Linked DNA regions of Mus musculus: region 2 is linked to region 1. A link is a loop called in an ENCODE intact Hi-C map of the cell type or tissue named here. Cell type or tissue: left cerebral cortex. All regions are shown on one strand.

The links. A loop is a pair of places that touch in the nucleus more often than their neighbours do. Peaks named below come from ENCODE experiments on the same cell type or tissue, not always from the same donor. Only the 100,000 strongest peaks of a DNase experiment are listed, where the experiment ranks them.
Region 2: it touches region 1 in a loop (10-fold over the local background); 2 of 42 quality-filtered maps call a loop at or near these places.

Annotation. Positions count from the first base shown.
Region 1 is chr5:25,494,035-25,502,034 of GRCm38, forward strand. Kmt2c (lysine (K)-specific methyltransferase 2C) reads right to left here and starts at 4,749. Exons shown (of 59, transcript NM_001081383.2): 1 at 4,356-4,749. The coding sequence starts at 4,516. It overlaps 4831440E17Rik (RIKEN cDNA 4831440E17 gene), which reads left to right and starts at 5,763. Exons shown (of 1, transcript NR_030700.1): 1 at 5,763-8,000. In left cerebral cortex, no CTCF peak of the experiment used is centred here; DNase peaks (open chromatin) are centred at 3,498, 3,948, 4,384, 4,634 and 4 more places; H3K4me3 peaks cover 3,990 bases; H3K27ac peaks cover 2,631 bases.
Region 2 is chr5:25,609,249-25,617,248 of GRCm38, forward strand. All of the region lies in intron 1 of Gm46903 (a long non-coding RNA gene), which reads right to left. It overlaps Gm42235 (a long non-coding RNA gene), which reads left to right and starts at 5,220. Exons shown (of 3, transcript XR_880895.2): 1 at 5,220-5,454; 2 at 6,153-6,290. In left cerebral cortex, a CTCF peak has its summit at 1,976 (motif pointing right); DNase peaks (open chromatin) are centred at 883, 3,252 and 4,843; H3K27ac peaks cover 788 bases.

The DNA of each region.
Region 1 (8,000 bases):
ATATTCTTAAATATTACATATTCCTAGGAATAAGTCAACAGTAAACTACAGTTACTGTTACAGTTACAGTTGGCCAAGTTAGAGAACAATCTCCCCAACAGGAAAGGGAGGCTGATAATCTTAGATCCAGTTTTCAATTAAATTAAAACACTTAAGAGCATCCTATGAACCAAAGATAGATAGGTGGAATGGATGGATGGATGGATGGATGGATATGATAGGATATATAGTATATATTATATACAAACCCCACTTACCTGCTAGCTTAAAAGTATTAAAAATTAAGAATTATTGTTTGCTTAGCATGGCTGTGCAGGCCTACAATGCGTGCTCTGGGAGGCTGAGGAAAGAATATTCAAATGCTAGGCCAGCTCAAGCTACATATTGAGTTCAAGGTCAGCCTAGGATATATAATAGGCTTTATCTCAAAAAAAAAAAAAAATGAGGGAGAAAGGGAGGGTTGGCTGGAAAGTAAAGAGTAGGATAGGGTAGGTCAAGATAGGAAAGGAAAGACTACAAATCGCTATCATATACATTACATACTTGCATAATCTCAAAAGGTATGAAAGTGATCTGGGGGACGTTTTATTCAGTAGTGAAGATCAATTGTCTATCACTTATTTCAAATTGGCAGGTATGAGAAATGTTAGAGAAAGAGTCCTGCAAATACAAAGTAACAACAGTTAACAGCTGCACTGCAAGACACCCTTGCAAGACACCATCCATGTTCCTATTTTTCTGTAACAGTGACACTCAGCTGTCTCTCCAATAACAGTAATTGCCCTCTGAAAAGTGATTCAGGGCACAAATTTGACTCAATAAGGGTTGAAGACAGTATCTCAGAAATCCTGTCTCTGCCACCTGCTGCTCCAACATTTTTGTTCACCCTGACATCAATTCTGATGACAAAAAATATGGCAGAACACTTCCTGGGCTTCATACAGAAGTCAGGTGTGGTAGTTAACACCTTCTTAATCCCAGTACGAAGTCTGTCAAGTCTGTAACATCCAAAGCCGGCCTGCTCTACAGAGTGGGTTCAGGACCACAGACAAACCCTCGTTTTCCTTTTTGTTTATGTTTTTGTTTATGTTTATGTTTTTTGTTTTTTAAAAGCAAAACTAACACACACACACACACACACACACACTTTCTCTCTCTCTCTCTCTCTCTTCAGGAAAAATTTCTTTTAACGTTAACAGAATTAGACCTGCACCCTATACTGTTTTACCATGGGGCAAAAACAGTGCCTCAAGTAAGGATTATGAACACTCAAAATAACTAAATAGTTTGAGTCTTTGCAGTTAAGAAGAAATTTCAAACAAATGTAAATTTCACTGTGAGTTACATTTGACATTTGTACAACAGGAAATTCCTGTGTGTGTGTGTGTGTGTGTGTGTGTGTGTGTGTGTGTATGTGTATATATATGAATATATATATGCTTTTTAAATCCTGCCTCAAAAAAGTAGTATCTTTTGTTCAAAATATTTGCTTTTCGATAGTTAATAATTTTAATATAATTAGATTTAATGTAAAACCCATTAACTACATACCCTATGCCTTTTAAATGTGATAAACAATAACAACAACAACAAAAATTCAGCTAGCCAAAACTATAAAGACTTAGCCGGGTGATTGTGGCGCACTCCTTTAATCCCAGCACTTGGGAGGCGGAGGCAGAGGCAGGCGGATTTCTGAGTTCAAGGCCAGCCTGGTCTACAGAGTGAGTTCCAGGACAGCCAGGGCTATAAGGAAAAACCCTGTCTCGAAAAACCAAAAAATAAAATAAAATAAACTATAAAGACTTGATTTGTTTACTTAATAAAAATTCAAACATAACAATCGGGCATGGAAGCATATGCACCTTTAATTCCAGCACTCGGGAAGCAGAGGCAGGCAGATCTCCATGAGTTCTTTGATTTCAAAGCCAACCTGGTCTACAAGTACCTGGCTAGCCAGAGCTACATAAAGAGAGCCTGTCTCAAACAAACAAACAAACAAACGATATTAGCTTTTGTTTCTTCAGTGCACTCTTTGCAATTCTACACTATTCATTTACTACAAACCTAAATCACATTTGTTACACATCAGTTTCACCTTCTGGGTCCTCACTAACTACAGGCTCTTTTCCTCATGGATACTAATATGGTGTAGAGATACACAATCAAAAACCTCTTTGCTTTCCATTTCACACATTAGTTTCCACTTACATGTTTCCAATACAATTAGAGATTCCACTCCCTTCAAACGTTTTCTAATTTTAAAGAATTTAAAAGTTAGAAGCTAATTACCACTACATTTTACTTCCTTGTAAAGAATTCTGTGTTGCTTTTCAAATCTAAAAAAAAAAAAAAAAAAAATCTAAAACAGAATTGGCCAGAGTGTTCTTAAGACTACACTGTCATTCTTTAGGAAAATGTTTAACTTCTCAAAAGGCCATTTTTTCTTCATTAATAGTGCTAAGAATTAAAATAATTAAGTGGCAATAACTTAAGTGAACCTTCCTCCCGGTTCAAAGGAGTTGCACTAATACACCTTAACTCATCTCAATGGGAAGCACACGGTGTGTGCTCAAGCATTTGCAAGTGCGTGACCCTAACAATGCAAAAATGAGCGCTTGTATGTCTACTCTCTCAAAAAAGAAGAATTAAATGCAAATATAAAACATTTACTTACCTCAAATTAAAGTATAGTAAGATTTTTTAATGTGTTTTGTTTTTTCAAGACAGGGAATTGTCTGTGTTGCCTTGTCTGTGTTGCCTTGTCTGTCCTGGAACTCCCTCTGTAGACCAATTGGCCTTGAACTCCACCTGCCTCTGCCTCCTGAGTGCTAGGCTTAAAAAGATCTTACAGGCCTGTGCCATCATGAACCCTCTTATGAGATGCAGATGTTTTTCAAACAGTGAAATGGGAATGAATCGAAGTAAACTTCTAATATGGCTTAATCCCATGTTGCTTTTTAAAACAGTATTTATGTCAAACTGACCAAGTCCAAAGTTACTCAAAACTCCACAAAACGTCTCCAAATTCCAGTCAAGGCAGGCATAATGTTATCTTATGCAGACCATCACCTTACAAAGTAACAGACAAAATAAACTCGCAACTTTGTATCACAAAGAAGCTAATGTAATAATGTATACATCCTCTATAAAGTGTTTCTCTCAAGATTTTTCACAGCTAGGTAAGAGCTGGCAGGTGATAAAATATACAGGCGACTAAAGGCCCTGGAACATTTAGTAGTAAAAAGATAGCAAACCCTCTCCACCACCCACCCCAAATACACTGTGTCAAGAGCTTAGTGGGTTCCGAGAGGCCAGGGTGCTTGCTTGCTATGGCTCAGTTAACACTATTTTTGCTGCAACCACCAGACACAACAAATGAATGCACGTAAACCAAACAAACAGCCTATCCATAAATGTGCTGACTTCTTCCTGCAAGTCCCAGCGCACCCTTCCACCGCCAACAGTTCAATGAGAATATCATACAATGAAATGAGTAAGCAACACACGCCATTCTGCAACTTTGAAAGACGGTCACCAATCTTCCGCAGCACCCCGAAGAGCCACTATTGCTGATCAACTAACTCATTGGCACTAAAACGGTTTCCTTAATTTTCAAGCCAAGTTGCCGAATAACCACTTTTTAAGACAACACTTCTTGCCCAGTTCATCCACCCGGCACAGTCCTCACGGACGCTCAAAAACAATCGAAAGCCATTGCCTGCCCAGCTGGAGTTGAAGTTACTCGTCCAGCGACGTTTAAAGCTGTCTCCCCTAAACAAAGTGCTCTGGGCCGTCAGCGCCGCGGAACCCGGCCGCGTTCCCGAAACTCCGACTCGCCCGCTTACACCTGGGCCCGTGCGATCCCGAGCGCCGGCTGCGGAGCCGGGCGGTGCGGTTCGGGGCGGTGGGGGATGGGGAGGACAGGCTCGAATGGCTTCCTAATGTATCATTAAGAAGCAAAAGCACCGGTCTGGGAGCAAGAAAAGTTAAAGGAGCCGCGAGCTGACAAAGAGCGCCGGCCGCCGCACCCGGACCACCCGGCCGCGGCGTTTGACAGCTCCGTCCCTGGCGCCCACAGCTTTGTGGCTCCGAGAGGCCGGGCCGGCAGCAAGCTGGGCGTGCTCGGCGGGGCGTGTGCGGACGCCGGGCTAGGCCCTGGGGAAGCCGCCGGGCGGTTCTCCCAGAAGCGAGGCCGAACTCCAAAGTAAAGTGCGCGGCGCGGCCGGCGGGACCTGCGCGGGCGCCGCCGAACCGGGCCGCGCCTGGGCCGCCCCGCCCCCACCGGGCCGGGGGCCTGACAGCTCCGGGCCGCGCCGCCGCTGGCCGCCCGCCTGGCTCCCTCGCGCTCAACTTACTTCTTTCTGGCTCTCTGGAAAGGGGAAGCGCCATCTTTGCGAGGCCGGCCCCGAGGTCTTTTGTCTGCGGCTGCGGGGCTCGGGGCCGGGGCTCCGGGCTCCTCGGGGGGTGCTGGCGGCGGCTGCTGCTGCTCCGCGCTCCGGTCCTCCTCCGACGACATCCTAGTCACCAGGAAAGACACATGGATCCCCGTCCTCCTCCTGGGGGGCTCCTCCCGCCGCAGCGGCCGCAGCCGCCGCCGCTGCTGCTGCTCGAGTTGCTCCTCCCCGGCTCAGCCTCTCGCATTTCCCGCAGCCCCGGGAGCAGCAGCAGCAGCAGCAGGTACCGGGAGAGGCGGCAACATGGAGCTAGCAGGACACGCACTCACACACATCGGCGCGGGCGCGCGCACTCGGCGCGCAGGGGCCGGCGGGGGGCGGCGGGCAAGCGGGCGGGGCGGGCGGGGCCGGCCGCGCGGGGCGGGGCGCCGCGGCCAAGGCTGGGGCCGGCGGGGCCGGGCCGGAGGGCGGCGCCGAGCGGGGCGGGGCGGGGCGCGACGCGAGGGGCGCGGGCCGGGGGCGGCCGCAGGGGTCTCCGCCCGGCCCCTCCCCCAGGCCGCCCGCGGCGGGAGGAGAAAGGGCCGCGGAGGGGGGCGGCGGGCCGGGCCGGGCCGGGGCGGGGCCAGCCACCCCTCCCCCGCGCCGTCAGCCCGTCAGGCCCACGCCGCGGCGAAGTTTTGACAGCTGCTCCAGTTGTTGTGGTGGGTTCCGGGGTGGTGCGAGCGCCGGCCCCTCGGTCGCGCGCTGGCGATCGCTCCCTCACACACTGCTCGCTCACGGCGTTCCCTGTGGCTAGCTCCCTCACGCTCGGTTCAACGCACGGCTAGCTCTCGCTCTTCCCTATCGTTTGCCCGCTCTCCGGCCGGCGCTTTGCTGCCTCACGCTCAGGATCGCTCCCTCACGCTAGCTTTCGGCCCCATCAAGCTTGGCTCCCTCACGCTGGGATCCCTCTCGCTCGCTCGCGAACGCTCCCCCACGCCCGCTCTCTCTCTGGGGGCAGCAAAGGAGGAAGTTTTGCGGCTGTGCGTTCACCACACAAACAACACACGCACACGGCAGTGGCCGTCGCGCGAGGCCTGCACCCGGGTCCCCCGGGGCGACCCGCACCACAGACCTCTCAAACTCGCCGCCGGCTCGCCCACACACAGGCGCCTCCCGCCCCCGCCCCCAGCGCGCTGCTGCCACTCACGGGGCTGAGTCCGCGCATGCGCCCCGCGCTACCCGGCCGCCGCCGCTGACCTCACCGCCCCTCCCCCGCCCGCTCTGACGCGGCGGTGGCTGCAACTCGGGCTCTGGCGGGCGCTAAGCTGCGGACCGGGCATCCGGGATCAGGGTCCAGCCCGGCCGGAGGAGGGGGGAGGGATCGATGTAAACACTCCGGAGCGTGCACCCGCGTGCGGTGCGCGCACGTGCGTCCGCGACCCCCTGCGGGCGTGGGCCGCTCCAGGCCTGGCGGAGTCCCACGTAGGCTTCCCTAGTGCGGCGCAACCGTGGCAGGACAACGTTAGATCCTAACTCCAGCTGTAGTTTCTCCGTCCGACGTCATGTTTTAAACACCGTGAGACCGGAGGCTGCCGTACAAAAAACCAAGCGGACAGGTTGAGTGGGAAAAAAATGTCTCTACACCGAGAGAAATGCATCAGCGTGAACGTTGTGTGTGCTCAAGATTTAAAAATGGAAATACTGCTAAGCTGTTTCCCATTAAAAAAAAAAAAACGATTCGTTAAAAATGGGGCCAGAATTGCCCAGGACGCCGCGTTTCGTTTGCACTATGGATTGCCTTGTAGGAGTGAGAAATAGTAGAGATGGGAAAACGGATCTGTGGAGCGGCGTGGAAGGCTTAGAGTAGCCTGTCAGGCGCTGAGCTGCTCGGAGCCTGGAATCCGAGCGCACTTTGCGATCAGTTCTTTCCATTCTCAACAGTTTCAATGCTGGGCAAAAAGAATACACTTGTTTCTAGAGGTCCTGTTCACCTTCCTGCCACCCAATAGCCAGGCTATTAACATTGAACTGGGCTTCGCATCTGGATCAAACTTTGATCGTCTAGTGCATATTATAGCTGTAATCATTTGTTTGTTTGTTTATTTGCAGTGGCTAAAGTTGAATCGTTGAATCATTTGAATTGATTGCAAGTTTAATCCCTTGCAGGCCTTTTCAGCTTTATTATATGTACAGTCAAAGGAAGCTTGGAGCAGGGAAGAAAGCTGCCATATGAAAGGTAAGCTACAAATTAAAAGGAGAGAGGAAATTGGGGTTTCTAGACAAATTAAATTACTTGTCGTTGTGGTATATTGAACCCAGAACTGCACACACAGCTAAGCTAACACTCCACCACTGAGTTTTATCCCTAGACGGAATCGTTTTTAAAGATTTTTTTTAAGAAATGTTTTTTGTTTGTATTCGTGTCCGCATGAGTTTATGTACACCATGTACGTGGAGATACCTGAGAAGGCCAGAAGGTGTTCAGTCCCCTAGATTGAGGTTACAGGCAATTGTGAGCTGCCATGTGGGCACTGGAAATCAACTCCAGTTTCCTGCAAGAACAGTGCTCTGAATCGCTAAGCCAGCTCTCCAGCCCCTGGACCTGGCTTTTAAATATAAACTTTTAAAATAAAGCCTTTTTCTTTTGATACTAGAATAAGAAAAGTATTCATCTAAAAAAATTAAACGTTATATTATTGTTGCTATGGTTAAAATAGAGGAATGGGCATGGAACCAGGTATAGTGGCCCATACCTTTAATACCAGGACTAGAAAGACAGGCAGATGGATCTCTATGAGTTTGGGGACAGCATGGTCTGCATAAGACAACCCAACCAAGACTACATAGTGAGACCCTGTCTTTCAAAAAAAAAAAAAATTAGGGCTATACATAATGAAACTTATGATACTTGGCTTCAGGTGTGTAGTTATTCATGTAATTCATAAATTAAGAGATGATAGAACTTAATAAAAAATTGTAAAATATAGCTCAAAATCAAATGGGCTTGATGATACAACCCTATAACCCAGTACTTGGGAGGAGGAAGCAGGAGGATGAGTAGTAGTTCAAAGACATTTCTCACTCTGTAGTGGAATGGAAGCCAGCCTAGGAAATGCATAGCACCCTATCTCAAAAATAATAATACAAAGACTGAAGAGATGGCTCAGCCCTTAAGATCCTGTACTGCTGGTGCAGAGGACCTGGGTTCCATTCCTAGAATCCAGATAAGGCAGTTCACAGTTACCTATGACACCAGTTCTGAAGGAATCTTTCTGCTGCTGTTGCACCTGTATTCATGTGCATAGACAGACACATACACATACAAACAAATCCTAGAAAGGTAAGAGGTAGGGGTGGGTGGCTAGTAAGCTCAGTGGCTAAGAGCATTGGCTGCTCTTCCAGAAGACCCAGGTTCAGTCTTGCCCATGGAGGCTCACTACTCTGTAACTTCAGTTCCACGGGATATGACACCATCTTCTCACCTCCGTGGACAGCAGACATGCACATGGTGCACAGACAAACATACCATAAATATACATTGTTTATTAAAGAGATTTAAAAATACAAGATTCAGCCGGGCAGTGGTGCACATACCTTTAATCCCAGCACTTGGGACACTGAGGC
Region 2 (8,000 bases), 120 kb after region 1:
GCCACCTCTCCAATCCTGAAGAAAGGATTTCAAAAGTCAAAGTGGACATGACAGAGGCCAGTGAGGTGACTCCACAGGTAAAGACACTTACCCTGTATGCCTGCTGACCTGAGTTCAGTCCCAGAACCCACAGAAAGGTGGAGAAGAGAGCTAACTCCACAGGGTTGTTCTTTGACCTCTATATATGTGTGCTGTACAGCATAAACACCCTCTTCTCCATACCACCCACAATAAATAAGTGAAAAAATTGTTTTTGTTTTTGTCATTCGAGACTGGATTTCTCACTCTGTAGCACAGGCTGGCAGGAACTCAGAGATCTGCTTGCCTCAGCCTCCCAAGGGCTAGGATTAAAGGCATTCACCACTACCACCCAGATAAACAGAAAAAAAAAAAAAAAGAAAGAAAAAAAAAAAAACAACCAAAAAAACCGAGGGTCAGGAGAGATGACTCATCAGCTATGAGCATGGGCTGCTCTTTTAAAGTACCTGGATTTATTTTCCAGCACTCACATGGGAGCTCACAACTGTCTGTAACTCCAGTTTTAGAGGATTTGATACCCTTTTTGGCCTTAGAGTGCACCAGGTGTTCATGTGGTCTACATACATAATACGTACGTACATGCATCCATACAGGCACTCACATGTATACTTTTAAAATCCTTTTAAAAATTGAGAAGATTGGAAAAAGTAAAAGAGGAGAGAAAACATAAGCGGAAGTGTCATGGACCAGCATTCATTGGAACTCTTGTTTCACAATAGAAAGATGAAGGATGACTCAGTGGGAGGGACTGTTTAGAAAAGAAGTCGATTTACTACGGCTTTGCTTTCCCTTCCTGCTGCCAGGAAGGCTCCTGTGAATCCTGGGATTCACACAGAGGCGTCTGCAGAAGCCTTCGGATCACGTGTAACAAAGCCCCATCTGTCTTGCCCTCTCTGAACAGCACTGGCGCTTAGTTCTCTTGTAAATGTTCTGGCAGCTTCATTTCCGCCTCCTGCTTGTATTATCTGCAAATCACAACTACAAAATACTCTCGAGCTATTTTCCATCCTCCTTAGTAGTAAGCAGGGAAGAAATAAACAACATTTAAAATGCACTAATGCAAATATATATGCACGAGAATATTTACTGTAATTGCAGAGATTGGAAACAAATGTTTATTAACTGGCTCAGGCCAGAATACTAATTTAGTAATAATTGTTAAGAGAAGTAAAATACAGATGTGTGTGTGTGTGAGAGAGAGAGAGAGAGAGAGACAGAGAGAGACAGAGACAGAGAGACAGAGAGAGAGACACACAGAGAGAGCACAGAGAGACAGGGATCTGACATGCAAGGTTGTATATGAAGAAGAACAAGTTTCCAGGCCTGATGGCTCACACCTGTATCCTTGGCACTGGGGAAGATGAATTGACAGCATTGCTTTGAGTTGGGGGCTAGCCTGGACTCACAGTGAGTTTGAGGCCAGCTGTGGCTGCAGAATAAAAACCTGTCCACCCTGCCAAAACCACTCAAGTTAGAAGCAGGCAGATCTCTATGAGTTCCAGATGCTACATAGTTAGTTTGGGGGCATTCAGGACTATATAGTGAGACCCTGTCTCAACCCCGCCCCCCCCAACAATAAACAAATAACAACCAGGCTAGAGGGACAACTCACTGGGTAAAGGTACTTGCTGCCAAGTCTGGGGACTTGAGTTTGATTCCTGAGACGCACATGGTAGAAGGAGATAATTGAGTCTCCAAATTGTCTTCTGACCTCCAAGCATGTGCTGTGACTTCTATTCTCCCCAAATCCCTTCCCTGAACCCACAAATTGGTTAATAAATGTAGTAAAACATTAAAATAAATAACCCAAACATACACTAGAAAAAAAGACTAGTGGGAAAAGCAGTGAATAGTCTAATCTCCAGAGAAAACCGGCATATGTTTTTTGGTTTTTGGGTTTTCTTAGATTTATTTATTTATTTTACACATATGAATACACTGTAGCTGTATTTAGACACACCAGAAGAGGGCATCAGATCCCATTACAGATGGTTGTGAGCCACCATGTAGTTGCTGGGAATTGAACTCAGGACCTCAGGAAGAGCAGACGGTACTCTTAACTGGTGAGCCATCTCTCCAGTTTTACTGCTTATCTCTGCACAAGGACAACTGTGGTCACCTAGGTATGCGTAGAGGGCAGTGAGCTGATGTAGGGGGAGCTGCTGTTCCCCTAATTGGTTCTTGATTTGGTCAATAAAGAAGGCAGAAGCTAATGCTGGGCAAAAGGAAAAAGGTGGGACTTCTGGGTCCCAGGAGGAGTTAGAGCAGACCCAGGGAGATAGAGGGGAGAAGTCAGGCCAGGTTTTGGAATGACAAGTACGCAGCAGCCATGTAAGGTCTTGTGGCAACCAGAACCTGTGGCCTCCGCAAGTCATAATCTTTTTCTCTAGCTAGTTGTGGTCCAAGATTGAATCCCATTATCACCGAAAACAAACCATAGCAAAACACCCAAACAAAACCAAATGGCAAGAAACCCTCATTGTCTCAGAGAGTAGGAAGTCCAGGGTCCACGTGACTGGGATGTGCCGTTCAGTGGTTCTCAGCATAAAGACTGGGCTGCAACACCTATACCTGATGGGGTCACAGAGTCTGCTTCCCAGTGGCCCATGACGGGGGTCACAGAGTCTGTTTCCCAGTGGCCTGCCTGCCAGGCTAGTGGCAGGACAGGTCTGCTTTTTCCACATGGCCCTCTCACCACAGGGTCAGAATGGACGCAAAACAAGGAGAGAGTCACACGTTCCAGGACCACTGCTGTGGACCTCACAAGGCAGGACCGTGACACCATGGGCACCGACATTGAGGGGTTGTCACTGGGGCCCATCTGGAAGGCCGGCTGCCAATGCCTTTGGTGGTAATTTGTGAGAGGACCTCAGGCAGGAAGCTCCTAGGGCTAGAGGTATAGGTCAGACTGGACTCCGTGGGCTAGGGCTCAGTGGGAGAGAGTTAATTGGCCCACAAAAGCCCTTCTCCCAGGACAACTCATCTGCCAGGCTCTGGCCCGAGTCCTAGAATCGGGCTGCTCTCTTTATTTGAGGGGGGGGGTGTTGGTGTTTACGGCAGATGTCTGGGTCTCCCATCATTTCTCTCCCTGCTTCAGAAGAGGTCAAGGAGATGGGAGAGGACATGGACAGGTGGGTCCTAAAAAGGCTGGTTTGGACCAGTCCTGATTCAAAGGCACCAAGATCTTGGAAAGGAAGCTGGCGGTGCGCCCTTAGAGAGAGCTGGGTCCAGCTTTCCTCCTTTGAGGAGCTCTGCACCTGATTAACAATTCTGCTCAAGATGGATTAAGCTGCTGGAGCCTCTCTCCATTTAGGAGTGCCAGCTCTCTCCTCTTTGTACTCTGCTCCAGTCCCACCCCCACCCTCACTCCCAGATTGCTTTTGGGGCAACTTTGAGTCCAGCATACATTGGGGTTCCCCTGGAAGGGCAGAAGAGGCTGACTCCCCTCAAGGTCAGAGATGAGGAGAGACAAGGGCCATGATTATGAGAGGAACTCAACTTTGGAAGCCTCACTGGGGAGCTGAGGACACAGCTCAGGTGCTAGAGTGCTGGGTTAGCATTACAAGGCCCTGAGTTCAACCCCCAGCACCAAATACACCAGACATAGTGTCAGACAGCTATAATCTCAGCACTGGGAGTTGGAGGGAAAGGATCAGAAGTTCAAAGCCATCCTCAGCTACATACTGAGTTTGAGGCCAGCTTGGGCTACATGAAATCTTGTCTCAACAAAACAAAACAATATAAAGCAAAACAAAACAAGTGAATAAACCAACAGGAGCCTTATGGGCCCTTGACTCTGGAGGGTCTCTTGTTTTTCTCAGTAAATTTCATCCTGATCAAATTTTCTTTCAGGAGACAATCCTTATTTCTGTTTAACCTTCACCAGAAGAAGAGAAGTAGTCAATGTGGCAGCCAACCGAGGTGGCCTAGGACTGTTGGTGTTGAAACACAGTCACCCAAGCCCAGAGACTGCCATCTGCTTCCTCTTCCTTGTGTCCTGTCCCCCTTTCCAATGACAGCAAATCCTTGGACTAACTCTAGTTACAGCTGTTACTTAAATGGAACCCAAGTTTTGTTTTTTGTTTGTTTGTTTGTTCCTTCCCTTCTGGTAAGAACCTGGCTTTAAAATTCTATCTATTATTATTTTTTAAAGATTTATTTTTATTTTATGTGTATGCATGTTTTGCCTTCACGAGGCTAGGCACACTTGTGTCTGTACCTGTGCTCAGAAGAAGATGCCAGATGCCCTAGAATGGAGTTAAGGACAGTTGTAGGCTGACATGTCATGTAGGTACTAGGAACTAAGCCAAAGTTTTCTCCAGCCACAATTACTTATACGTCTGTGTGTGCATGTGTGTGTGCACGTGTGTGCGTGTGTGCATTGTAGAGGGCATGTTGGCCACAGCATGCACATGGAGGCCAGAGGACAGCTCTGTGGAGTTGAGGTCTCTCCTTCAACCTTAGGTTTCAGGAACTGACCTCAGGCTGACAAGTTTGCATAGAGAATGGCCTCACTCCCTGAGCCATTGCCACGGTGCCAGAGCAGACTTGTAAAACCATTGGTTACTTATCTGAAAAACTGCTTTCTTGTTTGGCAGCTGTTCAGATGAGCCTTCAGCCAAACTGGTTCATTCCAGTATTCGAGGCGCAATGGTAGAGGCGAGCCATGTTCACCTGTCCTTCAGATACTGCCCCAGCATTCCCACCCACTCTCCTCTTGGCTCCGCCTTTGCTTCCTGTCTCTCAATCCTCCGGCTTTCCTCTGCCTGCTTCCAAGTTGTTCTCTATTCAGCTGAAATCCAAGGATCTCCCTCAGAGAACACAGCTCATGGTGGGCTCCTCTGACTTAGCTGCCAAGGCCTCCGTGGCAGCCTAGGCCCCAGCACAATGGGCCTTTATGCCCATCTCTGGCACTCCCTCCTGGCCCCAGCTGCCCCCATGCTCTGGTTTTCCTTGGTCTTGAGGATTTTTTTCCCCCATTGATTTAGCCACTGCAGCACAAGGAATGGGAGGAAGGGCTCTGGAGACAGAGTTTGCTGCTTGGCCCTGGTATGACATCACCAGGATTCACCAGTCACAAAGGGCAAAGACTTTGTGTTCCTGGTTAGGGACAGAGATAGTCTCGCTCTCTCTCTCTCTCTCTCCCTCCCTCCCTCCCTCCCTCTCTCCCTCTCTCTGAATGTCATATCACCTACCCCAATTCAAACAAAACAAAATAATCTTGCTGTAGAAGCTAGGGTGTGTCATACCCTTTTGCCCAAACAGCTTCATGCGCAAATGTTCACTGTGGTGAGTCATTGGTCTGGTTGGAGGCCTCTGGCTTCTGCTACACTACCAATCCTGGATCCTCACCAGGACTCCTCTTATCCTGTTGTTGCCTTGTGTCATGGCTATCCTACAGCTTCGGTTTTGCAGGTCTGGCCCCTTCATGTGCTCTAGCAGTTCATAGATGGGGTAGATGTTGGGATGAGCCATCTCAAAGCTCTGGGTCAGGGGCTGGGTATTAGCTGAGTTGGTCAGCCCAAGAGGTATCCCATGCTCTTCTGCACCCATGCCACCAGGGCGAGCTCTGCCCTGACAAGGGGCGGGGCTGGCTCCTGGAGTGTTCCAGCAGGTAAGGTGTAGGGCCAGCTTTCCTACCTTGCCCAGGTGTGGGGAGCAGAGGGGGGATGCTGGGGGTGGGGGGTCATGCCCTCAGGGCAATCCATGCCCCCTACCACCAGGGCCAGCTCTAGCGTGCTACCCAGGTGAGGTGTGGAAGCCTACAACCCTTGATACCTATCAGCCTAGGACAGGTTTTTCTTTTTCCCCTCTCCTCCCTTCTTCTCTCCTTCCCTCCCCTACTCTCCCTTCTCCTCCCCTTCCCTCTTCCCTCCCTTCTCCCCTTCTCTTTTCCTTTCTTTCACTATGTAGCACAGGTTGGCCTCCAACTAATGCCTCAGCCTCCTGAGTCTGGGATTACAGGGAAGAGTCACCAAACCCACTTTCCCTAGCCTAGGAAATTTCTAAAATTCTCGGAATTGGAGAGTGGAGGAGGTCACAGTTCAACTCCAGCTTAGGCGTGAGGCAGAAGTGGACATCACTCACTCAGGAGAACATCTGCACCCTTGCAGGGGTAGCAAGGGTGTCTGAGAGCTGCTGCTATGAACAGTGTGAGATATATTTGTGTGACTGGACTTCATGTTGAATTCTCATGTCTCCTGGAGAAGACGCAGACATCAGCAGAAACAAGGGCCACCAGACCAAGGAAGGTGGGTTCAGTGCCACCTGGCTTTCCCTCATCAGCAAGCGCCTGTTTGAAGGTGCGGGTGGTGGAGGCTGTGTGGGAATGGGTGCAGGAGGCTTGGATCCGCTGCAGTTGACAGCCTGTGGAGAAGGGCAGTGGGAGTCCATGTTCAGGTTCAAGGGATGCTGTCCATGAACATCGAGAACACGGATGTAACCAAAAACCATCACCACTTCCACGCATGGGTTCTCTCTCTCTCTCTCTCTCTCTCTCTCTCTCTCTCTCTCTTTTAAAGGTACTTTTTACCTTGCTTTTTAATTTGATGTGCTTTGGTGCTTTGCTTACATGTATGTCTGTGTGAGGATGTCAGATCTTCTGGAACTGGAGTTATTGACAGTTGTGAACTGTCACATAGGTGGTGGGAACTGAACCAGGGTCCTTTGGAAGAACATCCAGTGCTCTTAACTGCTGAGCCATCTCTTAGGCCCTGACCCATGGGTTCTAACCCAGGTCTGGGATCTAACAGTGCTGGGCTCCTGTACTGCTGTAGGTGTATCTGGTGTTGATCAGCATCTGTGTGCTGGTGTGCAGTAAAACATATACAGTAGGGCACCTTGGGACTGCATACTTTCAATCCCAGCTCTAGGGAGGCTTAGATCACTTCAGGTTCCAGGTCAGCCTGGGCCAAAAATAAGGAAACCCTGCCACAAGCAAGCGAACAGCCAAGAGGCTCAGGAGTTCCAAGCCATCTTCACTTACATGGTGAATTTGAGACAAGCCTGGGCTGGGGCCCTGTCTTTAAAACAATGTATGCTGGGACACAACACATCTTTAAGCCCAGCCCAGGAGGCAGAGAAAGATGGGTTTCTGTGAGTTCAATGCCAACTTGGCCTACATAGCAAGTTCTAGGGCAGCTGAAGATACACAGTGAGACTCTGTAAAGGAGAGAGAGAGAGAGAGAGAGAGAGAGAGAGAGAGAGAGAGAGCTCCTCATTGTGGTAATCCCAGAAGGCTGACGCAGGGGGATCGCTGTGGGTGTGAGACCGGTCTAACTCCAGTGAGCTCTCACTGTACAGAGTTTAGCCACATGGGCTATAGAGTGAAACCTAAAATAAATAAAATAAAAAAATAAAAAAGTGCATGTATACACAGCTTGAATTATATTTTATTTATATAGTAGTACCCATGAGGTCAGAGAAGCACTTGTAGGAGGGCTCTTTATCCTTCCAATATTTGGGTTTCTGGGGATAAACTTTGTCAGATTTGATGGCAAGTTCCATCTTGAAGGGCATATTTAAATACACCTGTCTTAGCAGCGGGACATCCCTTAGTCCTCCAGACATGTGTGTTCTGGTTCCTCCCTGGTGAACTTGAACTTGTTACCCATTGCAGGGTCACAACCTGTTTCTGTGCTCACTTGTGTCTGTGTCACATTTTAAAGCATGACCCCAGGTAGGCCAGGGGCCACATTGTGCCTGGCAGACATGCTTGCACGGAGCACTGTATCACAGCTGCTGACGGTCTGATTCAAAGGCCAAGTGTGAACGCTGGTCAGGCTCCTAGACTTACTTTAAAATCGAACTAATTAACCATCACAGGCCGTCGTGCTGGGAAAGTTCCTGAAACTGAAGTCACACGAAGCTTTCCCAGTTCCACTAGTGCCACACACATGCCTTCCTTTCAGAAAGCAGCAAATTCACTTAAAGATTGATGGGATTTTGGAATTGTACTGAAA